Regions from separate parts of the Homo sapiens genome. Here regions 1 and 3 are each linked to region 2. The links are chromatin loops, found by intact Hi-C in ENCODE. Cell type or tissue: endothelial cell of umbilical vein. All regions are shown on one strand. Each heading gives the region's core, and the rest is flanking DNA. Links, peaks and the distances in the headings are about the cores only. Region 1 holds the start of RDUR (RIG-I dependent antiviral response regulator RNA). Region 2 has its middle 240 kb from the start of RDUR. Region 3 has its middle 190 kb from the start of RDUR.

Region 1 (8,500 bases), core at 4,017-6,516, 240 kb before region 2:
TTTTTTTTTCAAGAGAAGGACGGGAAACAGACAAGCAGCTATGGCATTACCCACATGGCAGAGGAAGCTACCTTTATGGCATCTTCACAAACACTGAAATGTGTTATTGGTCTGCATCTATGCTTCACTCCAAGATTTCCTAGCTCTATTTTTTTTTTGCATTCCAAAGTGAAAAGATGTAGCCCACATGGCAGAGGAAGCTACCTTTATGGCATCTTCACAAACACTGAAATGTGTTATTGGTCTGCATCTATGCTTCACTCCAAGATTTCCTAGCTCTATTTTTTTTTTGCATTCCAAAGTGAAAAGATGTAGCCTTTTGTTAACTTACAAAATTCTATAGCTCACACAATAGAGTAAAATAGTAATTAATACAGGTTAGGCTGTGAGGCTAATCACTGTGGAAAAATTGTGATCAAATCGCTTAATTTCCTCTGTTATCTAGGTCAGTGAGGAAAATAATTTCTCCACTTTCTTTGCCCTTTGTTCCAAACTGTTTTTAGTGACTGTGGAGAGTTGCAGGTTTTATCATTATAGTAAAAAGAGGAGCCATTCTGACAATTATCAGCTAAATTAAAATGAATGGTTAAAAACAGTTCAGCCCGAGAAATACATAATGCAGCTTAATGATAGAAAAGACCCAGCCAGGCTGGGCACGGTGGCTCACGCCTGTAATCCCAGCACTTTGGGAGGCCGAGTCGGGTGCATCACCTGAGGTCGGGAGTTTGAGACCAGCCTGACCAACACGGAAAAACCCTGTCTCTACTAAAAATACAAAATTAGCTGGGCGTGGTGGCACTTGCCTGTAATCCCATCTACTCAGGAGGCTGAGGCAGGAAAATTGCTTGAACCCAGGAGGTGGAGGTTGCGGTGAGCCAAGATCGTGTCATTGCACTCCAGCCTGGGCAACAAGAGCAAAACTCTGTCTCAAAAAAAAAAAAAAAAAAAAAGAAAGAAAGAAAAAGACCCAGCCAGTCTTTCAACCACTGGGATTGAAATTTCATGGTCTCTGAGGATGACTCACTTCTTAGCTGTGTCATGAGTTTCATTTTGAAATGAAATACACTGTGTGGTTTCATTTGAGGCTTCATGTTGATGCAAAAAGGAAATGAGTCCATATTGGGAAGTTAGGTTGAAATACATATATTAATGATGAAAAAGTGTCAGGCTGTCGTTCAGCCATCCTTACTACTTCTGTTCCGGCATTACCAGGCTCTTCTGTAATTGTATAACACCTGTTTGTCTCCCCTACTTGTCTGAGAACTCAGAAGGCAGGAACTGGGTGAGGCAAGTAGAAGACACTCAATGAACAGCTGTTGAGTGAACCAGGGAACATCATCTCTAAGGGGAAGGAATCAGGGAATTTTCAGCTCCAATCTTCCTGTGTAATTGTTGATGAGAAAAATCTATATTCATCTTCACTGCATTTACACAGTTGACAAGAACGGTCTTATTTATAGAAGCCACTTTATGGTGTTATTTTTCACGATATAGTTACATTCTCAAACTTGCATGTTCTCTTGAAACCAATGAGAGGGGTGGTGAGCATAGGAAGTGTAGTGGAAACAAAGTAGATGTGATGAAAAATGGCGCAAGATTCTGGGTTGATTTTACTCTTATTTCAATTTACATTTACATTTTTTGAGTATGTACAATATTCTAGACTGTTTCAAGGATACTAGACTTTGTATCTGATTTCAAAGAATTTATACTGTCATGGTGAGGAGGGGGACAGAAAGGAGACTTCTTAAGTAACCAAAGAAATTAGAGAACAAGAAAAAACTGTATGTAACAAAATATCCAACTGAATTGTGAGGTGGTACAGCTTAGTCTTTAGAGGCACAGGCTTTTAAATCAGACTAGGACTGGTACTGGTTCTACCATTACTAGCTCTGAGATCCTGGAGAAGTTATGTGACCTAATCTTATTTATTTATTTGCAAAGTGGGAATGACAATAATTATATTTACACTATAAGGTTATGAGATTAAATAATATTCATGTACACTGTATATCCCACAAGGAGTATCAGATCAATGAATGATAATGATAATTATATAATAATTATAATCTTAGTGATTAAAGGTGACAATGGAAAGGACTAGGAAAACAGCTCCAGTAACTGAGGCTATTTTAAAATTTCTGTTTCTAATCCACATGAAATAGAATGTTTTGCTAAAAGATGGTATTGGTTACTTGTAGACAAATTAAAATCATATAATCGATAGGCTTTGATAAAAAACATTGAGAACAGTGCTTGCTTTGGCAAACATTACTAAGTGAACATCTTGAACTTTCTTCTCAAAAGAACACAGTTAAGAGTCCAGAGAGTTGCTTTATTTCTGACAACCAAAAGGGCTATCTTCCTTGTCCAAATTATAACCATGCAGTCCAAGGGAAATACGTGTACTTTTAGAGAACAACAGCTTTGATTCTGGGAAAGGAAATACATGCTATAGAGAGTAGCCCTGAGAAATTGTTGAAGTTTGATAATGTTGCAAAACTGAATTTCTATTTGTGACCAACATAAACATTTTTCTTCCCTTTAGAATATGAGCTCCAGTCTTTTGGAGAAAATCTTTTTCTCTTCCTGATATTGGCTATTCATTTTATGTTTTACTGAGAATGAGGACAGTCCACGTGAATTCTCTCAATATCTCTTGAAGGGTTACCCTCTTTTCCTTTTTTCTACCTCAGCACAAGGTAACTTGCTTTTTTCCTTGCCAAGAACACTGCTCTTAATTCTATTACTGCTCACCTCCTCTCAGTTTTGCTCCATCCTTTAAGCCCTATCTTTCTTCCATCTTCAATCTCCAATCTCTCCTCCTCTGCCACAAATATGGCCAGCCCTCTGTATCCTAAAATAACCCCCCTCTGACCCTGCTGCTGTAGCAGGTTACTGCCTTATCTTTCTTCCGTTTATTACCACACTTCTTCTAAAAGAATACAAATTCTGCTTTCACTTCCTGCTTATACATTCACTTCTTAACCCCTTGTAATATGGTTTCTACCTTTACCCCTCTATGAAACCACCTTCTGGAAAATCACTGAGAGTTTAGTTTCATATCCAACAAATCTAATGGACTTGTCTCAGTCCTCATTCTCCCTGTTGTCTCTGCAGAAATTTCAGTTTGTTGAATGTTCTCCTTCTATAGCCTCTGTGATACCATAGCCTGCTGGTTCTTTTATCTTTCTGGAAACTTCTCTTCCACCTCCTTCACTAGCTGCTTTTTCTTTCTACTGCTCCATAAATAAAATAAAATCTTCTCCACATTCTTTGCCTCATGTGACTTCTTATCTACTCACATTGCTTTACACATGAATTTCTTCAATCTTTTTTCCCTTCATCTCAAAATCTTTCTCCTGATGATTCTAAAATCTAGCAATTTCCAATTGCTGTTAAGACTTTCTTACTTAGGTAACCAGCCAGGATTTTAAACTCAGTGTATCTAAAATGAAGCCCATTAACTTATGTTCATCAAACTCCAAACTCCAACTGATTGTCTCTATTTTGTTTTTATAAATGACACCACTATTAATGAATCATCTTTCACAACTCACAAGTAATTTTTTATTCGTCCTTACTTCTCACACCCTGTGCCTACTAAATTATGGAGTAAGGAAGATTCTATAGGCTTTGTGGTACACAGGGTGGGAAGAGCATCTATTTTGCTGTCAGATAAGTCTGAGTTCAGATCATGGTTTTGCTACTTACTACCCTTTTGGTCTTGAGCCAGTTAGTTAAGCTCACCAGAGTCTTGATATCCTTATGTATAAAGCAGGGAATATAACATTCCCTACCTAGCCAATTGAGAGGATTGGATGAGAGCTGCACATTTTATGTGGAGTCCTAAATAAATACTGATCTCATTCTTTTCCCTAATCGTGGTTATGCCTCTCATACTCACTTTTCTTTTCCATTAAATGGAATAATATGCATCAAGGACCTCATGCAGTTCCTGAAATGCAGATGCTCATTCCACGTTTTTTTTCTCCTTTCTTCCTTCCGTTGTGGCCTGCTCAGTTCAGGACTGTGTTGCTTCTTGTCTGGACAATTGTTGCGGCTCCCGACATGGCTCTTGCTCCTGCTTCAGACATTTGGATTCACCGCATTCACTGCTGGTTGGTTTTTCTTCCTCATGTGTGCTCTGATTAGGACACCCTTCTGCTCAGAAGACTTCACTTATTCATCATTTCCAAGAAAATGAAGTAGGAAAACATGTGGACCAAGTTATCTTAGAGACATATGTGCCATGACTTTCTTACATGTGAGGTCTATTTTGGCCAAGTGGTACCATTCACTGTTCCTTCAACATGTCCTTACTTTTCTATTCTATTAACTTTCCTCCTGGGTCTAGGATTGACAACGATGCAGTCTCAATCTTTGAAATCTATTTCTACCATGATGCTTTCCCTGATTCTTTAAACATATGGGATTTCTCTCTGCTTTGGCCCCCAAAAGACTTTGCACCTCTCATGTTCACCTTAGTTCTCATTTTAGTGGTTATTTATTTACTTGTTCACACTTACCCATTCCTCCCTTCATGATACAATAAGGTTTTGAGCCTGTGTCTAATTAATATATCTATATTTTTAAGTAGCTAGTCTTGCAGGCCCTGAAAACCTTTTGGTTCAATTAAAATAGTTTAACTTTGATATACAGACCTATGCTTGAAAGTGAAAGTCTTATAGACAACAGAACCACTGTTTATGAGAAGAGAAAGAGAAAAGATAAGAGGAATAATAAGAAAAAAGGGCAGCTTCCTTGGGTTATGAGGTAATTATTGGAATTCGGTCAGAAAAGTAAGAAATAGAAATAAGTACGTGTCCCAAGAGAAGCAGCAATACCTAGGATTATGCTGACAGAGTGAGGGGGATTTAAAAGCAGTCTCCATTCTAATGCTTTTTAAATTCTCGGCATAGTGTAATGATTACTATTCCAAAACAGAAGATATGTTGGCAAACTGCCCTGTATTTGAAAATAGAGGAAATGCCCTGGAAAGAATGAGATGTGGTAAAGAGAGGAAATGACAATGTACTGAAAAGACTGGGCTGTAAGTCATCACAGCGGCGCCCTGAAACCCGATATGTCAGGCAAGCTGGTGGGATCCTGGGATCCCTCATGTAACGGCACTCATTCTGACAGAAGCAGAGATAAAACAGACTAAGTACACAGAGGAGTTTAAGGTTTCGTGAATGTAAGTGCTGAGTACAGAATGGTGCTCAATAAAAGCTTGTTAATTGATGGACCACAGGTTTGTGACAAGACTTCTCAGAGTCTGATTCTTTCAAGGTGGGATATAAGAGTAAGGTAAGCACCTCAGAAAATGCCTGGGGCAGGTCACTCAGTGTTGCTGGGACTGATGGTGTTGGCTTGGCTTGACTAGGATTTAATAATACAGATGTGCCTCAACTTATGAAGGAGTTAAGTCCCGATAAACCCATAGCAAACTTGAAATACCATGAGTTCAAAATGCATTTAATACACCTAACTGACTGAACATTATCGATTAGCCTGGCCTACCTTACTCATGCTCTGAACACTTACATTAGCCTACAGTTGGGCAAAATAATCTAACACAAAGCCTATTTTATAATAAAGTATTGAATATTACATGTACTTTATTGACTACTGCACTGAAAGTGAAAAACAGAATGATTGCATAGGTATGCAATCATTGAAGTATGGTTTCTACTGAACGCATGTTGCTTTCACACCATTGTTAAGTCGAACTAACACAAATCTTGGACGGTTTGTAGTCATATCTTACCCTTACATAAGCCACTTATTTCACAAACTTAAATCATAAGTAAGAACTTGGATATCATCCAAGAAGGCCTTTGAGTAGCCAAATTAAGTCCGATTAAAAAAGTTCTTTAAGATGAAAAATAGCAGTTTAACCCTGACCAGTCGTTTCTTCTGGTTAAGACAGCACACATCTATATGGTTGACAAAGTTTCATTTCATTATAAACTTGTCTAAAAAGAATAGTATTCAAAACACATTTTTAAGCATAACATAGAGCATTTACTGCTCCATTAGACACACTTTGAAAATCAGAAGGCAATCTCTGAGATGGTGTGGTTTTGGTGAATTCTGCTTAAGTTGCTTGGCATTCAGGTTTTGTGAGGGCTTGGGCTGTGATCGTCATCCCTCCAACAGCTTTGTGTGTCTGAGATTGAATATATACCCATAACTCAGGGAAAATTTGTTTACTCATCATTTTATCATCAAATACACCATTATAAGTTTAGCAAGCAAAGACCAAGAAAAAGGTTAAATTAATATTGATGTTTTAATTTAAATGCAAGATAAAAAAAATCTGGTTAACTTTATTCTCCTAAACAGTTGTTGATGCTTTTTGAACTCTAAAAATGAATTATTTGAAATGATGCCTTTAAAGCTTTCCTTTCTCTATTTCACTTTAGTTTCTACAAGTATATAGGCTTCTCTTTCTAAGAAGATTCAGAAATTATCTTTGAGGAAAACTTCAAGAAATTTCTTTTTGGCCTCTTAAACTGGGCTTTTCATTGAATTCTGGTGCTCTTTGTTAAAATTTGCATGATTGGTTTTTAAATAATTCTGCTAGCATCGTGGTCTCATACAATTATTATTCCAGGATTAACGAGAGTCACAAAACTTTTATTAAATATCCAAAATACTAAGAAAATCACTTTCAATCAGCATGTGAGAACAGCCTATGATTGCCTTCTGCTGATTTACTGCTTGTTTGGCATGTTTGGCAGGATATTGCAATCTTGCTTTCCACTACCAGGTTCATGTGGGAAAACTTAGGAACTGCTCCATAACTGTCACATCTGTCGCCGATTTCAGATTTTTCTGAATTTCCCTCATTATCTTCTGTATTTTCACTGGTTTCAAGTTTGCTCATCAAACTTCCTGTTTTTAACCACTGATCCATGCTCCCAGTTGAAAATGTAATTTGAAACTATTCACATAAAAAAGTTAAATGCAGTATAACTTTACAACATTAAAAAAACCTCAGAATTTGGGCTTATTTTGTGTTATGGAAGAATTCACTGTGTTTAGAGAATTAAGCATAAGTATGTATTTGTAACAAAAAGTATCTGGTCTCATAAACTGCAGTGATAATTTAACTGATCTGTGGGAATTGGGTGTGTGTCCATGCAAAAGTTTAAAAAAAACTCACTGTTTTTTTTTTAAATTGTATTTTATTTTTACATTAACAGATAAAATCCCAACTTTTTTATTTTATTTATTTATTTATTTATTTATTTTAGATGTGGTCTGTCTCTGTTGCCCAGGCTGGCCTCGAACTCCTGGGCTTAAACAATCCTGCCTTTCTCCTGAGTAGCAGGGACTACAGGTGTGGCCATGGCCATGTTTTTATTAATAACTACACCATTGATCTTAATGAGACAGATGAGACAGACTCATTAAAAGAAACCCAACTGTAAAGTCTCTGTGGAATTGCCCAGAGATTATGTAACCTGATAGACTAGCACTCTTCCTGCCAGGTAGTGATATTACCATAACCTATTCTCGTAGATATGTTTTCAGGTTTTCTTACTGTAAGAGTCATGTTTATACTATATGATGTGGTCCACTGTGATTGGAGCAGAGGTGATAACTTGATTGGCCTGGATCAATCAGATACTCTTCTATAATTAGGGAATTGGAACTAAAACCTTCTAGTTTAGTCTAGTTACATTTTATGGTAGTCAGAATGCTAAGATGTCCCTAATCTCACTGTAGCTGGATATGATGCTAACCTGCAGCTACTTTAGAAAAGAAATATTGGTGGATAACACTCCTTTAATACCCTCTGAGACATGCAGAAAAATCTGCTCCTTTGCAAAATATGCACTGACTACTATGTCTTTTTGGGTTCTTGTATCTACTTTTTGTGCTTTTCTGACTTGGAACTTTTAGCTCTCACTTCTTGTTGCCATTTTGGTGTTTATCCAAGAGGTGAAGAATAGTCATGAGTCTCTCCAGTTCTGCCCATTCTGGGTCCATACTTTCTATACTGGACTTTCTGAGCTTTTTAATTGAAGGTATACCACAAAGACATCTGATTATTGACAGCATACTGCATACTGATTTTCCAACCTACCTTGGCAGAGTTGGAGCCTTGCTTACTTTTAGTTCAGTTGAGATAATACTGGAATCTTCCAAAAGAAACTTTGACAAAAACTAGGGATGGAGTTTGGTGGGAGTGGAGGGGTGGGATGGTGGAAAAGCATAGAAATCAATGAATTCCTGTAGGGCAGGGTTCTGATCTGTACTTTATGTCCAGTCAAGATTCAGTTTGGCTAGGACAGCTTTAGGGCAGGTAGCCTCTTGTTCCTGGACTAACTTTAAACTTCTCTGTATTGGGCATATATATTTGAATGAGCACAAAATTTTTTCTTCTACAGAAGAAAAAAAGGTAAGTGGGATGTCATCAAAATTTAAAGTTTTGTGCTTCAAATAACATCAAGAATGTAAAAAGACAACAAATGGAATGAGAGAAAAT
Region 2 (8,500 bases), core at 3,727-6,226:
TTACCCTTTCCCCAGTCACCATCCCTCTAAATGTAGTAGACTGTTGCTAGGATTGGATCTTATCTCTGGCCATATTGAAATCTACCCCCCAACTCTTCAAACTTAGCTCTCTTCTTCTATCATGTAGGATTGCACCTGACCTTTTGCCCACCTGGGTTTCATGGGCTTAGACTTCACTATTAATTCTTGCCCGAGTAGCTGCTGGAGTTGGCTTGGCAACCATTGCCAACTGAGTTCCCTCTTAGGCTCTGTCTCAGCAACAGTGTAAGTAGAACTGAGGCTGGTACCTAGACTATGGTGGGCTGATTCGTAGAGGCTGGTTTGGACTGAATGGAGAAGAGGTAAAACTGTGAGAAAGAGAGTGAAAAACATGAAAATCCATGAGTCAATATGTGAGTATGAAGAAGACAAAAGCCCATGTTTGTGAAGAGCTACACTGCTCACCAGTGACTTTCCACAAATACCTGTCCACCTCAGCATTGAGATGAGATAGAATTTTCTCATCCAATGCTGCAGGTGTTAGCTGAGTATGCCTTTTTCTTAGCCAGCTCTGACTACTAGTTAAAAATACTAAAAGGGGCTGTGTTATTTGAAATTATTGTTTAGCATTTCTATTTGCAGAGCCTATTTTAAGGAGGTTAAATCACTTTTTAATTTAACTAGTTAGGCTCCTATTGGATAGTGATGAGGTACCTTGACTACATTCTGGAACTAGGCATAATCTTCAGTAAACTGATATTAATGTATTTTCTTACTTTTAAATTCTTTTCATAAAAAGTTTCTTTATTTAAACACAAACAATGTAACAAAGCTTTTTTAAAAGAAAATATTTAAAGTAATATATATACTTTTAAATATAAAATTGTATACCTTTGTCATTAATTCATAACTTCTGGTAAACACAGCTTAATTTAACCTTGGCTTTATTCTTAGATTTTGATTGAATGCTTCTTTTATCTTACCCCGGATCATTTCATAAAGTTGTTACATAGACTTCTGGGCTTATGCAAGTTATTTTAAAAGCCATTGTAGTCGCTCAGAACTGGCATCACACATTAACTTCCAAATAAGGGATTTTTTTTGATCTGTCTTCTTTCATAAGTTTCTGTTGAAATCTTTCCTTTATATAACAGAAGAACTGAAAAAGGGAGAAAAACATGAAGGTCATTTTATGCTGATAGCACAAAAACTGGGTTTTTATCTAATCATGTGGAAGTGCTTTTCTCTCTGGTGTTAAATAAATGAGAAATATAAAATTTCCATTGATTTATAATTGAAAGCTGGTAGCTATATATTATTCAAAATTCAAAATATACTACAAGTCGTTGCTTTTTTAAAATATTGTTCTTGAAAATGTATTCTCAAGTTGATGGTGTGAATTCAAACAACGCATATGTAAAAATAGAAAAAGAAACAAAAATGCCTAGACTTCCCATTTGGTGGTTAGAACATATCCTTGACCTCTACCACAAATGGGTGTGTCTATCCATACATCACTGGGCCGTTTCAAAGAGTTTCCAGATTAGTTGGGAAGCTTTGTCACTGAATGTAATAAATAAAGCTCATATTTAGAGTTTAGAGTTTTTCTCTTTGCAAATAGCAAAAAAAAAAAAAAAAAAATTAAAAAAATAAAAATAAAAATATAAATAAAAAAATAAATTAAAAAGAAAAAAAAACACCAAACGAACAACCAAACAACGACCCCCCCCCCTCTTTTTTTTATTCACAGGACGACAAAATCCTCATGTAAGAATCTCAGGAACATAAACATAAAGCTCTGCTCATAGGGGCATAGCCAGTTGTTCCTATTGCCCTTTTACTGAAGTGCTGTCATTGTCTGGGGTAAATACCTGAGGTTTATTGCCTCACGCCAAGGAAATCAAAGACGCAGGCACACGAAGTGAGGTTAAGAGTGGAAGATTAACAGGCGAAAGAAAGAATAGCTCTCTCTGCTGCAGAGAGAGGGGTCCCAGAGAAATGGGTTGCCAGTTCTGTGGTGGAATGCAATGGGTTTTATAGATGAGCTTGAGGAGGCGGTGTCTGTTTTACATAGGGCATAAAAAAATTGGCCAGACCAGGTGTGCTATTTGCATAAGGTGCAAAACACTGGTTAGTACAAGGTGTGCCATTTGTAAAGCATGTGATAAAACTGGCCGCCCCACCCTAACCTTTTATCATGCTGATGGGTTCTTTACCTGGCGGGTGCCATGTTGCCTGGTTCTTTACTGTACATGTGGTGACAGAGAAAATGGAAGATGGCACCTCCATGTTGAACATACGTGGCTTCCAGTTAGCCCTTTTCTATTGGCATGGCTGCCAGCATTTACCCATGCCAGCTTTCAGCTTGCTTATCTATGTCTGCAGCTCAATTTTTCAGGCTGCTCTTTGTTAGAAAAGAAATGATTTTGGGGCTGCTTTTTGTTAAAAGGGAAGCCTTGCCCAGGACTCCTTTACCCTCACTATCTGCCTAAATAATTTCTTTCTATCGGCCGGGTGTGGTGGCTCACGCCTGTAATCCCAGCACTTTGGGAGGCCAAGGCTGGCAGATCACGAGGTCAAGAGATCGAGACAATCCCGGCCAACATGGTAAAACCCCATCTCTACTAAAAATACAAAAATTAGCTGGATGTGGTGGCATGCAACTGTAGTCCCAGCTACTCGGGAGGCTGAGGCAGGAGAATCGCTTGAACCTGGGAGGCAGAGGTTGCAGTGAGCCAAGATCGTGCCACTGCACTCCAGCTTGGCGACAGAGAGAGACTCTGTCTCAAAAAAATAAAAATAAAAAAAATTCTATCTTCTGTGTCAGTTCCTTGTGTTGAATACCTAGCATACTGTATCCCTTTATCCAGTTCTAATTTATATATAACCATATACACTTAAAATTATAAAAAATAAATGTTCCAGCTTCTTTTGAGGAGTCCTCTGGATTTCCTTTTTGTCACACCTCTTAGTTACTAATCACCCTTTTCTCTGCTTTCTTCTCCTTTATCTCCAATCTAGAACCACAGCTGAGAAAAGTTGAGTTGCTTCTCCCCATAGAACCTAGCACTGACTGCTCTAGTATTCTGCATGGTGGAACCTTTGAGAATATCTGGAGACAGGATGCTTGGCATGAAGGGTTGGGATCACCAAAATAGTGGGGTCACTCCAATGGAGTTAATGTCTTATTTCCTTTTCCTGAAAGAAAATAAAAATGTATTTACTTAAAATATTAAAAAGATCATTTATGAGCATTTTTCTTATATGGAATCAGTGGATACAATCAAAATAAAATACAATCAAATCAAGAGGTAATGGTAGGCATGTATTATTCTACGAGTGTGCATATTTAATAAAAATATAAAAAGCAAGCAAACAAAACCCACTCCAAAACTTTAACGTATTTATAGATATTTAATTATTCTTCTCTGTATCATGCTCCTTCTTGTTCCTATTATAAATTACAACAAGGCAAATTGTTGGCTTATGTGTCAGGGTATTTTTACTCTTTGTACTGACAATTTGCATTTCTTTTTCAATACTATGGAGAGGAAATGAGCTCTTGGTATAGTGTCCCAAGGATATGAACAATTCAGGCTAACATGCAGTAATTTTCCTTTCTGACAAATAATAAATGGAAAAGGAAACTGGAGTTGTGACTAAATGTAATGCTTGAATAAACATGTCACTCAGTTCAGGGGTCAGCTCTAGTCATAGTCTTAATTATTATTATCAAAATTGAGTTGTGATTATTGGAGTGGAATTGTTTTAATTTTTATGTCAAGACAGCTAAAACATCACAATCATAGCATCAAATGTCCGTTTGGCAGTTTATGATTATTGTCATTTACCGTATAAATGTACTAAATTATTTTTGAATACATAGCCATGGCTTTTGAGATGGCTAAAGGATACTCACTTTATTCTAATGAGAAAAGGAAAGAATGAAAGTAATTTATCTACTGATTTCTTTCAAGGTTTACAGAAAGTCAGGGCCAGGTCTTAGTAAGTTCGCTGGAGCTTATGAGGAGCCTGCTTCTTTGCCACAGTAATAAATGTTCATTACCTAAAAGCAGAAAGGAAGGCATCTCCTTCTTTATCAGCTTCTTGGTTCCTGGATTTGCTAGCATTAGAGCAGGAAGGAAGCAGCTGCCCAGATTCTAGTCTGAAGGCGTGCTGGAAAAATAGGTCTTTCTTATTTCTTTAAATGAAAGAGAAAGATTCCCTGGTCAGTAGGCAAAAAATTGTAGCTGCCTTTAGACTTATTCACACCAGTAAAGAAAATGGTCCACAAATATCTTCCAGTTTGTTCATGTTTACTCTGTGCGTGTGTGTGTGTGTGTGTGTGTGTGCATGTATGTGTATCTGAGTTTATTTTCATATCATAGTCATCAATATATTTTTGGAAAACTAGTCTTGCAAGATGATTTCTGAAAACTCCTCTGGTCTTACAGCATTTCTCTTCTTGAAGAGTCATAATACCTACTAACATAATAAAGGTACTGGAGAGTCTCAAAGTAAAGAAACACTTGAACTTGATTTGACCCAGAATTTCCCTAGCTTCATTTGACCATGAAGCACTTTTTCTCATAATGATTAATAATATTTCAGTTCTGTAAACATATTTAAGAAATGCTGAATTAGATGATTTTTCCGAAGAAATTCGAATGAACATAATACTCTAATGACAGAGGAATGTAAAAATATAGGCACCTGCCAGTTTCAATGTCTCTGCCGGCTTCTTTAAGCTTAGCTTAGTCAATTCCACTTCCCAAAGCCTAGATCTGCTAAAGTATTATTAGGCCCACAAACCCCGTAAAATTCTTTCTATGCAAGTAGCAGCTGATAAAGGGGCTCGCTAAGGTTTTTTATTTTTATTTTTTAATCTTAACTAGAGTGTTCCTTTTCCTGTAATACGCTGCCAAGCCAGTTCTGTTAGGCGAGTCAATTAAATTACTTCCTGTCTCTTCTATCGTCTTCTACCATCTGATACTCAGTGACGTTGGGACCAAAAAATGTAGTTTTTTCTAAAAACATACGCTCATCCCAGGGAAAAAAATAGCAATGAAGAAAAAATGTTCCTCAGCTATCTGAGGATTCCAGTCCTTGGTGGTACTTGCAAACAGCAACAAGCTACATTTAACAGCACAGATCCGTTTGGTGTCTTACATTACTCTGTGAATAGAAATTTGGGCTATTTTCCTCTAAGACAACAGGAAAAGGTCTGAATTTCTTTGACCTTTGCTTGACGGTGAAAAAAAAAAAAGTAAAGAAAAGCACACAGTTATTAATTAACTTCTGTGAAAGATACTTTATTTGATTAATGGTTCACAGCTAAATTTAAATTAGGGGAGATATGCTGAATGACTACATGTTTACCCAGATTATTACCAGGTATGCTGCCAGGAATTTTATTAACCTGTAGGCTACTTATGATCTCTCTTCCCTCTACCCACTCCACAAACAAACACCAAAGAACTGGTCTACCAGAGTCAGACTGAAATCTTGACTGAGGACACAATGTAAATAACTATTAGTGTGTTTGAAATTAAGACAATGGATATCTTTTCCAGGTCATGGTGCACACATGGATTTTTAACTTTCTTAACAGAGCACATAACACAACAATGATTTGGAGTTGTCTGGATTAAATCAGATGGCAAAACCTGGTGATCAACATAATAAAAATTCCCTTTCCCCCTTCTTTGTCATTTCAGACAAAACTCTTGTGTGGATATCAGCTAGAAGAGGGTAACTACTGTCTTAAAAGAGTATTTCTTTTAAATCTTTTTAGCGTAGAAATGTCATAATACACAGAAGTAGAGAGACTAGTATGATGAGCTTTCATACACTAATCAATCTGTTAAAGAGCTAACAACATTTTGCGGATCTTGCTCTCTCTCTTCATTCCTCCTTTTTTTTCTCTTGAGTATTTCAAGCAAATCCCAGAAATCATGTCATTTTGCAGCATGCATCTCTAACTGGTGAGCCTTTTCTATTTCATAACAAGCATGCCATTGCTCAATCTGACCATTGAAAATAATTCCTGAATTTTGAGTCTATATAAATCTCCTCTATTTTCCCCCAACTTTTACCCTGACCCATCTCTTGATCACTTCTAGCCCCTCAAAGACTCTCGTTTCTAGGAATAAGTAGATCCACGAAGTGGAGGGCATTTTTGCCTTCAATCCAAAGCATCAACTTAAAGTCATCACATCACTTCCAAATTTCCCTAACTCTGAACTCTGCTGCTACTACTTTAGGGCATAGTTTCAATATCCATGGATTGAAAGCAAGGCCAAGTTATTTTGGTGACAAGCCAGAGATGAAATTCTAGAATGCATTCCACCTAGAGTCTGCTTCCCAAGCCCTTCAGGAGGCACACAGCAGGAAGTGGACTTAGCTATTGGTTACAAAGCAGGATTTCCTCATAGGGAGTAAAGTGTTTTCTTTTCATAAATATAACCTATTTATTTATATTTTCAAGTAATCTATTGCAGCCTTAGTTGTAGTAGGTCACTAGTTCATGCCTTCAATAAACTGTCATTTAGTGCTTACTGTGTGTGAGGCATTGCACTAGTAAAGAAAGAGGATATAAAACAAAAATCACTGCATAGAAAATAAAGTGCAGTGGGAATTTGGAAACAAGCTGTTTTTTACTTGAGTTCATGATGGTCAAAAGGCGCATTTGACTTGGGCCTTAAAAGACTTGTAGAATTTGAACAATTAGAGAGGAAGAAAAGCCATTGTGGGGGGAGGAAAGAGAGAGCAAGGCACAAAGGTGGCAAAAGTGAAGCGAGCTGAGCAAATAATAAGGAGATCAGTCTGGTGAAAATGACACTATCTTCAGGACAAACATCGTGGCTTATCGTGACCAGCTGTGCAGTTAGGTGTAGATATTATGTAATCACCCAGTAAGGAGAGATTCCAGTAACTGCTATCAGCCACTGCTGCCAGGAACTACTAATCAGGCAGCATGTCTAGAATGTTAAGACGATGATTATTAATCAGTGGCCAACCAAGAAAACTGATGCATGGCAGAGGCATCCAGTCCAATGTGATATAATAATTAATCCAACTGGATAATATTTTACCTCCGAATCCAATCTAGTGGTTGGGTCAACAGGCAAATACTCTGTTACTATGCATGTGAGAAGAAAAAGAACTTTTTAGCATTCTCAGGAGGCTTGCGAAGCTCAGGCCCCACTAAGTGAAGCCTCTTTTGTTGTGGGGCTGGATCCTCCTTAGATCTTCATAGAACAACCTCACATGCTTTTTTAATTTTCTTTCTAAGGGTCAAGACACTAAAACTATGTTGTTAATACAGATATAGCAAAATCTTCCTGACCCCAACCCCAAGCTTGTTATTGCTGTCATCCTTCAGCTAAAGAATGGACTCAAATTGGTGGTGACATTACTGATTTAGGTTTGCTCTGCTGTGCTCAACACTGAGATTAAATGTTCTGGATCAGAGTATAACTTTATATCAGACTAGTCCATACCTTAGTCCAGGCCATGTGCCTTATGAAGCCTGAGAAAAAGTGTGTTCTCACATGGACACAGGGAGGGGAACATCACACATGGAGGCCTCTCAGGGGGTTGGGGGCAAGGGGAGCGGGGGTATTATGTAACAAACCTGCATGTTCTGCACATGTATCCCAGAACTTAAAGAAAAATAAAAAACAAAACAATAAAAAAGTGTGCTCTCTTATTCTTCAACATGAACTAGAAATGCATTTTTTTTTTTTTTTGCTAATATCTTATCCTGTGTTTATTATGTGCTAGGCTCTGTGTCTGGTGCAACATAAGCATTAGCTAATTTAATCTTTATAACAACTCTATGATGGAAGTTAATATAATTATATCTTCATTTGAAAGTGGAGGAAACTGGGGTTGAGAGAGGATTAGTAATTTATGCCAGGCTACATAGCTAAGTGGCAGGGCTGGTTTTTGAGCCCTGCTGATTTTTCTGACAGAGCACAAAGCAGGGACGGAGGCCTGCATGTTGGGATGGGAAAGCAGGTGGGGAGAGTCCATTGATTCCCTCTGCCTCTGTACCTCTTCCTGTCTTCCTCATTTCTATTTCATTTCCCAACTCCTCCATCTCCCAGGTCCTTTTGTGTAATTGTTTAGTTCATTTATATAATTAACTGGTTTCCTCTTTCCTCAGGCCTTGCCTACTAGGAAATTGCAAGGAGAGCTAGCAAGTGAATGAATGAATACATACAGCACAATATAATGAATGCCAGATTAGGGTTGTTTTAGGGGCACAAAGAAATAAACAATGGAAATGTGAGGCCTGGGAAATGATACTTGAGCTCTGTCTTTGAGGAAGAGGTGCAGGCCAGTTGAAGTAGTAGGAAGGGCTCTCTAGGCAGACCTACTAGTTTTTGTATAGTCCCAAAGTTGGGACAATAGCCTGACACAGCTGGAGGCCTGCTCCTTGTTGGAGATAGCCATAGTGAATGCAGAGTGCTTTCTGGCAGTATTGGGAGATGAAGCCAGAGAGTATGGAATGTGC
Region 3 (8,500 bases), core at 2,618-5,117, 50 kb before region 2:
TCCACCTCAATCTTTGAAGACAAAAAGGGCAAAAGTGGCATAAGTGGGCTTTCTCAAGAAAATTAATTAGAGAAATAAGAAAGTTCATTCTCCTAAGGCCTGTATTCAGTGAGAGAATGTGATCCTAGAGGTGTTGAATATAATCAATAAAAACATTTTGAAGTATAATGTGTTTTTTGACACTGTTGGTCCTACTGATATCTATATATTGGCATAAAAATGACTCAGAAGGACAAGTTAATTATGCTAAAGTTGATATTGTTGCTATGTAGAGATGGGGCCACAGAAATACTAACTGATCCTCTTTGGGAGTCAGAAATAATCTGTCTTAGTCAGCTAGGACTGCCACAACAAAATACACAGACTGGTGGTTTAAACAACAAAAATATATTTCTCATAGACCAATGGATGGGAAGTCCAGGTGTTGGCAAGGTAGGTTTTATCTTGAGGCCTCTTCTCTTGGTTTCTAGGTGGCTGCCATCTTGCTGTATGCTGACATGACCTCTTCTTCACACATGTGCATGCATGGAGAGACAGAGAGAGCTTTCTGATATCTCTTCTTATAAAAGCACTAGTCCCATCATGAGGGCTGAAACCTCATGACCTCATCTTACCCTAATTATCTTCCAAAGACATCTCTAAACACCATCACATGGTGGGGGTGGGGGCAGTTAGTGCTTCAACATACACATTTTGGAGGGACACAAACATTCAGTACATAACATCATCTGAGTGTTAACGTATTATACCTATGGATGTGCATGCATACACACACATCACATGCACAAAAGAAAGGATACATCATAGATCATGGATAGTATATTAGTTACTTCTGTTATTTCCCATTTAAGCTACTTTATCAGTCCCTTTTAAAATCAGGTACAAAAAACCACATGATTATCTCAATAGATGCAGAAAAGGCCTTTGACAAAATCAACAACCCTTCAGGCTAAAAACTCTCAATAAATTAGGTATTGATGGAATGTATCTCAAAATAATAAGAGCTACCTATGACAAACCCACAGCCAATATCATACTGAATGGGCAAAAACTGGAAGCATTCCCTTTGAAAACTGGCACAAGACAGGGATGCCCTCTCTCACCACTCCTATTCAACAAAGTGTTGGAAGTTCTGGCCAGGGCAATTAGGTAGGAGAAGGAAATAAAGGGTATTCAATTAGGAAAAGAGGAAGTCAAATTCTCCCTGTTTGTAGATGACATGATTGTATATCTAGAAAACCCCATTGTCTCAGTCCAAAATCTCCTTAAGCTGATAAGCAACTTCAGCAAAGTCTCAGGATACAAAATCAATGTACAAAAATCACAAACATTCTTATACACCAATAACAGACAAACAGAGAGCCAAATCATGAGTGAACTCCCATGCACAATCGCTTCAAAGAGAACAAAATACCTAGGAATCCAACTTACAAGGGATGTGAAGGACCTCTTCAAGGAGAACTACAAACCACTGCTCAATGAAATAAAAGAGGATACAAACAAATGGAAGAACATTCCATGCTCATGGGTAGGAAGAATCAATATCGTGAAAATGGCCATACTTCCCAAGGTAATTTATAGATTCAATGCCATCCCCATCAAGCTACCAATGACTTTCTTCACAGAATTGGAAAAAACTACTTTAAAGTTCATATGGAACAAAAAAAGAGCCTGCACCGCCAAGTCAATCCTAAGCCAAAAGAACAAAGCTGGAGGCATCACGCTACCTGACTTCAAACTCTACTACAAGGCTACAATAACCAAAACAGCATGGTACTGTTACCAAAACAGAGATATAGATCAATGGAACAGAACAGAGCCCTCAGAAATAACACCGCATATCTACAACTATCTGATCTTTGACAAACCTGAGAAAAACAAGCAATGGAGAAAGGATTCCCTATTTGATAAATGGTGCTGGGAAAACTGGCTAGCCATATGTAGAAAGCTGAAACTGGATCCCTTTCTTACATCTTATACAAAAATTAATTCAAGATGGATTAAAGACTTAAACGTTAGACCTAAAACCATAAAAACCCTAGAAGAAAACCTAGGCATTACCATTCAGGACATAGGCATAGGAAAGGACTTCATGTCTAAAACACCAAAAGCAATGGCAACAAAAGCCAAAATTGACAAATGGGATCTAATTAAACTAAACTTTTGCACAGCAAAAGAAACTACCATCAGAGTGAACAGGTAACCTACAAAATGGGAGAAAATTTTCGCAGCCTACTCATCTGACAAAGGGCTAATATCCAGAATCTACAATGAACTCAAACAAATTTACAAGAAAAAAACAAACAACCCCATCAAAAAGTGGGCAAAGGACAAGAACAGACACTTCTCAAAAGAAGACATTTATGCAGCCAAAAAACACATGAAAAAAATGCTAACCATCACTGGCCATCAGAGAAATGTAAATCAAAACCACAATGAGATACCATCTCACACCAGTTAGAATGGCAATCATTAAAAAGTCAGGAAACAACAGGTGCTGGAGAGGATGTGGAGAAATAGGAACACTTTTACATTGTTGGTGGGACTGTAAACTAGTTCAACCATTGTGGAAGTCAGTGTGGCGATTCCTCAGGGATCTAGAACTAGAAATACCATTTGACCCAGCCATCCCATTACTGAGTGTATACCCAAAGGACTATAAATCATGCTGCTATAAAGACACATGCACATGTATGTTTATTGCAGCAATATTCACAATAGCAAAGACTTGGAACCAACCCAAATGTCCAACAATGATAGACTGGATTAAGAAAATGTGGCACCTATACACCATGGAATACTATGCAGCCATAAAAAATGATGAGTTCATGTCCTTTGTAGGGACATGGATGAAATTAGAAATCATCATTCTCAGTAAACTATCGCAAGGACAAAAAACCAAACACCGCATACTCTCACTCATAGATGGGAATTGAACAATGAGAACATATGGATACAGGAAGGGGAACATCACACTCTGGGGACTGTTGTGGGGTGGGGGGAGTGGGGAGGGATAGCATTCGGAGATATACCTAGTGCTAAATGACGAGTTAATGGGTGCAGCATACCAGCATGGCACATGTATACATATGTAACTAACCTGCACATTGTGCACATGTACCCTAAAACTTAAAGTATAATAATAATAAAAAAATAAAATAAAATAAAATCAGGTACATGTTATAGCAGACACAAATATTAGTAATTAATCAAATTTTGATTTATTTTCTATTATAACAAGAAGTCTAGAGGTAAGTCTTTGCTGGCATTAGTTCAGCAGCTTGATGCTCTTTGGGCCAAGGTCTTTATGATTCTCTTGCCTTTATGTTTGCAAGATGATGGCTACAGCTACATTTCTAGCCCTTCTACCTGTATCTCAGACAGGATAAAGGAAAAAGGAGAAAAAAAAGGTGTGTGCTAGCTGAGTCTTTTAAGAATTTTTCCAGAAGCCCTACTCAATGACTTCTGCTCATATTTTCTGAACCGGAACTCTATGTCATGTGGCTACTGCTATATGTAAGGAAACCTGGGTAACATAAGTTTTATCTGTAAACATTACTGTGCCCTCTGAAATGTGGACTCTGTTAATAAAATAAAAAGAAAAGAAGGATATTGGTTTGGAAGCTAGCAGTATATACCACAACTACATCCCAAGAGCTAAAAATAAAAAGTGAATTGACAGATCCTTCCTCAGTGGGTAGATTCTATTTTGCTTCATACAGCAAAATAGAAGCTTGGGAACTTCCTGTTCCAAAGAGATGTTTAAAGAGCATGCCTCAAAAGGTAACCTTACTTAAGGAGACTGGGGAAGACAACATATTTTAGACACTGGAGTTTACCCAGAGCACAGTTACTATTTTAATTCGTTTGCAACCTGAGGAAATTTTTAGCAGTTGGCAGCTGTGCTGCTTCAAGACTGCGTTTTGGCTCTCCTGTTGATTACTGCTCCTGGTTTCCTGCTGTTGGAGCACACTGTTTTCTTTCACTCAGAGACATCTTGTTCTTTTCTGAGTCACTACACCATTACTCATCTTGAGTTGGTTCCTTGTTGGGTTTCATAAGGTTATCCAGAGAGATGCAGGGACATGAAAAACACTGAACTTGGGAAGATCAAGTGTAGGGTGTTAAGAGATATGAGCTGTTTGTGCTTTTTTCCAGGGTCACACTGAGCAAGTCAGGACTTTTAAATTTGTAAATCAATGAGTAGCCCCTCCACTTTCTGCTATAAGATGAAAAGGAAATTCACCTGTTCCTTGAGAAAACTAGGGCTCTAGATAACTGTGGTTGTAATTTATACCAAGAGTAACATGGAGGGTGGAATTGAAGCCAGGTGCACTCAGGTGGGCATTATAGTAATCCAAGTGAAAGATTATGAGAGAAAATAGGAGATTCATTGGTGGGAGCTCAACCATGGCGGCAAGCAGCATATTGATTCTTCAGAGAGCTAAAAACAGAACTACCATTTCACCCAGCAATCCCATTTCTGGGTATATACCCAGAGGAATATAAATTATTCTACCGTAAAGACACATGCATGCAAATGTTCACTGCAGCACTATTCACAATAGCAGAGACATGGAATCAATCTAAATGTCCATCAGTGACAGACTGGATAAATAAAATGTGGTACATGTACACCATGAAATACTATTCAGCCATAAAAAAAGAATGAGATCATGTCTGTTGCAGGAACATGGATGGAGCTGGAGTCTATCGTCCTTAGCAAACCAATGCAGGAACAGAAAACCAAATGTTCTCACTTATAAGTGGGAGCTGAATGATAAGAACTCAGGGACACAAAGAAGAGAACAATAGGCGTTGAGGTCTCCTTGAGGGTAAAGGGTGGGAGGAGGGAGAGGAGCAGAAAAAAAATGACTATTGTGTCATAAAATAATCTGTACAACAAACCCGTGTGACGTAAGTTTACCTATATAACAAACCTGCACATGTACCTCTAAAACTAAAAAGTTAAAAGAAAAATAAATCAATGAGCCCAGTAGAAGTCCCTCAAGTCTTATTGTTGGTGGTAAAAAGTTCTTTTGTTGTCGATGAAGAAATTATTTCTTTCACATATTTTCTTAGGTATCACCTGTCAGTAGGTACACATAGGTACCCATATTAGTAAACGAAACAAAGCAAAACAAACAATAACAAATATCGAACACTTGTTGAGCATTTCTTATATGCCAGGAACTCTTTCAAGCTCTTTACTTATTTAATCCTCACAACAGCTCTAAATTAGGTCTCGTGATTATCCCTATTTTGCAGATGAGAAAACAGATCCGGAGATGTTAGTAAATCATTTGCACAAGGTCACATAACCAGTTAGTGTGGAACCTGAATTTGAATCCAGGTTTAATTATCAAGTTCACATGATCAACAACAACATGATATTGTCTCATTACAGTGTGAACAACACCAGTTACACTGACTCTGGCCTCTCCTGTTTTCACAGAACCTCAATTTCTTGTAATGTGCCCCTGAAGAATTTTTGCCAACAGAGATGGTCTCACATGCCATCACAAACCACTTAACTATTGTGGGGCACCACTGCTCGATCCTTCTATGTCCTTAGGCACTGATGGATCCTGGAAACCTTGTAAAGCCCTGCTGTGGGGTGGGTTGTAGCAAAAAGGAGGACTCCATTTTTCTGCTGTGCTACACTCTGGGAGCAAGACCTCAAAGCTGTACTAAGGTCTTGCTGAGTTTTAAGCCTCCTTTTCAGATTTTTACTTACAGCCTTTCTCTTCTCTCTAGGACCCAATTATGAGTACAACTGGAGATATATCAGAGTAACAGCCCCCATTTTGGGCTCATACTTCCCTGTCCATCTCCCACTAAAACTTAATCTTTTGTTATTAGCCAAACTCAGTATGCATGGCTCCTTCTCAGACCTGAGTTTTCTCCTTAGAGGCTGCTCAGGCACACAAGAAATGGGCTTCTATGCAACCTATTCTTCAGTTTCCTAAACAATAAGGCATGTCTGAATCCCACAGCAGGCCCATTCCAGAACTCCCAGTACCATCCCATGAGACACCACCAGTTCCACAAATCATAGCCTTCCCTCTATCTACACTCCCACAGCTGCTGTGAACTCCATCAAGCCCAGAGTAGAAAAAAAAGGCTGCTTTTCTGACTTGCACCTACTCAAGCCAGGGTGTAACACTCTTGAGTAACAAACTTAAGTAACACTCCAGACATTACAGTTTTCTTGCTTTCCTCTGACAAGTCATAATGAACAGTCTGTTCTGCTTATCTTCCTTAACCTGGTGGTAAAAACTTATGTACATGAGGCTCACTGGGCAAAGAGGCTTTGTCTCAGGGAAGAGCAGAACTACCTTCATCCCCAAATCTTTCGCTTCTGTGCACAGGGATTTACATTTCTGGACCACATTCTCATCTGTATGTTTTACAAAGGCATGAGTGATGGCTTTGCTGTGATTCACGCAATTTGCACTTTTAGTATAAAAATGGAAAATGGCTATTGTCTCTTCACCTCCCTGTCACTGAGTAGCCTCACCTGGCAATTCTTCCTGCCTCCCTGGAAGCCTGAGCTTTCTCAAAAGCATCTCACTGTGAACACCCTCTGCGACCCTTTCATTCAAGTAGCTTTCACCTACCTGCCTTTTCGCCTCCTCCTTACATCTTTGTCCTCCATTTTATCCTCAACAGAACTAAAATCCCCCCCTCTGTCTTTTGGTGTGTGTTTAGAAGGTAACTTGCTCTCCTCTATGTTTCCCTACAAGCATATAAGAAAACTTTGGTATTGGGGGTAGTGACAGAGGCATCTGGGGAAGCCTCCTAGGTCCTGGATACCCTCAAATACCAACGCCTTGGTAAACTTTGCTTTATCCTTCTTGTCTTTTTGTTCACTTTCCACATCTACACATCTAGCTGTGTAGCCAATACGAGATTAATTCCTCCACCCCACTCCACGCCAGACGACCTATGCAGTATGAGGAGCTGTTCGTCCATGGCAAACCTTGGGTTCTGGCTGATCATCAGAGGAGTCTTTAGTGGGCAACTGGTTTTGGCACTTTTAGGTTAACCCCAGCTGTGATGGTTAATTTGAAGTATCAACTTGACTGGATTGAAGGATGCCTACATGGCTGTTGAAGTATTGTTTCTGGATATGTCTGTGCAGGTGTTTTTGGAGGAGATTGGCACATAAGTCAGCAGACTGAGTGGGGAAGACCTTCCCTCAGTGTGGGCAAGTACCATCCAATCAGCTGGGGGCCTGACTAGGACAAAGCAGGCAGAAACAGAGGAATATTCAGGTCATGCTGCTTCCTTTCTTTTTTTCCCCACTAGAGTGGAACACTCTTCTCCTCCTGCCCTTGGACATCAGAACACCAGGTTCTTTGGCCTTTGGACCCTGGGACTGGCACCAGTGGCCTTCTGGGGGCTCTTGGGCCTTTGGCCTCAGGTATCATCAGTTTCCTTGGTTCTTAGACCTTCCAACTTGGGGTGAGCTATACAACCAACTTGTCTGGTTTTCCAGCTTGCAGACAGTCTATAGTGGGACTTCTCAGCCTCCATACTGGGTGAGCCAATTCCTCTAATAAAGCTCCTCTCATATATCTCTATATCTAATTATCTATCTATCTATCTATCTATCTATCTATCTATCTATCTATCTATCTATCATCTAATCTATCTCCTATTGGTTCTGTCTCCTTAAAGAACAACCATAGCTTCCAAGAATCTTATGCCACTTTGAGGAGGCATATAATATTTTAACAAATTCGGTGTCCATAGGGGAGGGCTTAACAACTAAACTTCCAGGGCTAACTTCTCAGTCAATTTGGGAAGGAGTTTGCAATATTTTATAACATTGGGCAGTCAATAAAATTTATATAAGACTTCTGTGGGTATAACTGAGTACACCCAGCCACATGGATTCTGAAGGCCCCTGCAGGGTGGTTTTCATAACTCCTCACTTCCCTGGGGCTAGCACAGCCATACATTCATCTCTTGGTATTGTTTGGCAAGGAATTTGGCAAGTTGTTAAGGAGGAAATGACAACTCCTATAATAATAATAATAATAATAATAGGTATATGTCAAAAGCACTTGCCATGTGCCAGACACTCTAGTAGAGACCTTCTGTACATCATTTCATTTTATAATCAGATAATGAGTTAGGTATTTTCCACATTTTACATATGACTAAACTTAGACTAAGTAACGTATTCAGGGTCACCTAATTTCCAACTTCCTCAGTGGGTGTGGCTCTAAAGCTCGTACAATTTCCGCTATGTTCACTGCTACTCATAGGAACCTGGGAAATGGAGATGAGTAGAAAGACAACCCTGCAAGCTCAGAAATTAATATTGACGTTCCATAGAAGTGCTCCTAAATGGTAATCCGAATTCTGGGCTGCTGCTGGAAAATAGCCTTTTGTCTCGAAAACCCAGTTAGAGCCTTCCACCAATTACATAGGCTTTACGAGATAGGGAGGATGGAGGATAGTAGGATGCTGGACTGAAAAGCACTTTGTG

Evidence for each region. Hi-C counts contacts between places; a loop is a spot of excess contacts. Peaks named below come from ENCODE experiments on the same cell type or tissue, not always from the same donor. Only the 100,000 strongest peaks of a DNase experiment are listed, where the experiment ranks them.
Region 1: a loop joins it to region 2, with 8 times the contacts of the local background. A loop is called at or near these places in 7 of 110 quality-filtered maps.
Region 3: a loop joins it to region 2, with 3.0 times the contacts of the local background. A loop is called at or near these places in 4 of 110 quality-filtered maps.

What each region holds. Positions count from the first base shown.
Region 1 is chr3:101,935,716-101,944,215 of GRCh38, forward strand. RDUR (RIG-I dependent antiviral response regulator RNA) reads left to right here and starts at 5,144. Exons shown (of 4, transcript NR_026934.1): 1 at 5,144-5,310. RefSeq lists an enhancer at 1,202-1,321. In endothelial cell of umbilical vein, for the core only: no CTCF peak of the experiment used is centred there; DNase peaks (open chromatin) are centred at 4,986 and 5,746; H3K27ac peaks cover 1,588 bases.
Region 2 is chr3:102,175,417-102,183,916 of GRCh38, forward strand. No RefSeq gene overlaps it. Among named protein-coding and RNA genes, the nearest start is that of RDUR, 240 kb to the left of the region's middle. In endothelial cell of umbilical vein, for the core only: no CTCF peak of the experiment used is centred there; DNase peaks (open chromatin) are centred at 4,245, 4,555 and 4,995; H3K27ac peaks cover 2,442 bases.
Region 3 is chr3:102,126,438-102,134,937 of GRCh38, forward strand. No RefSeq gene overlaps it. Among named protein-coding and RNA genes, the nearest start is that of RDUR, 190 kb to the left of the region's middle. In endothelial cell of umbilical vein, for the core only: no CTCF peak of the experiment used is centred there; a DNase peak (open chromatin) is centred at 4,004; H3K27ac peaks cover 1,356 bases.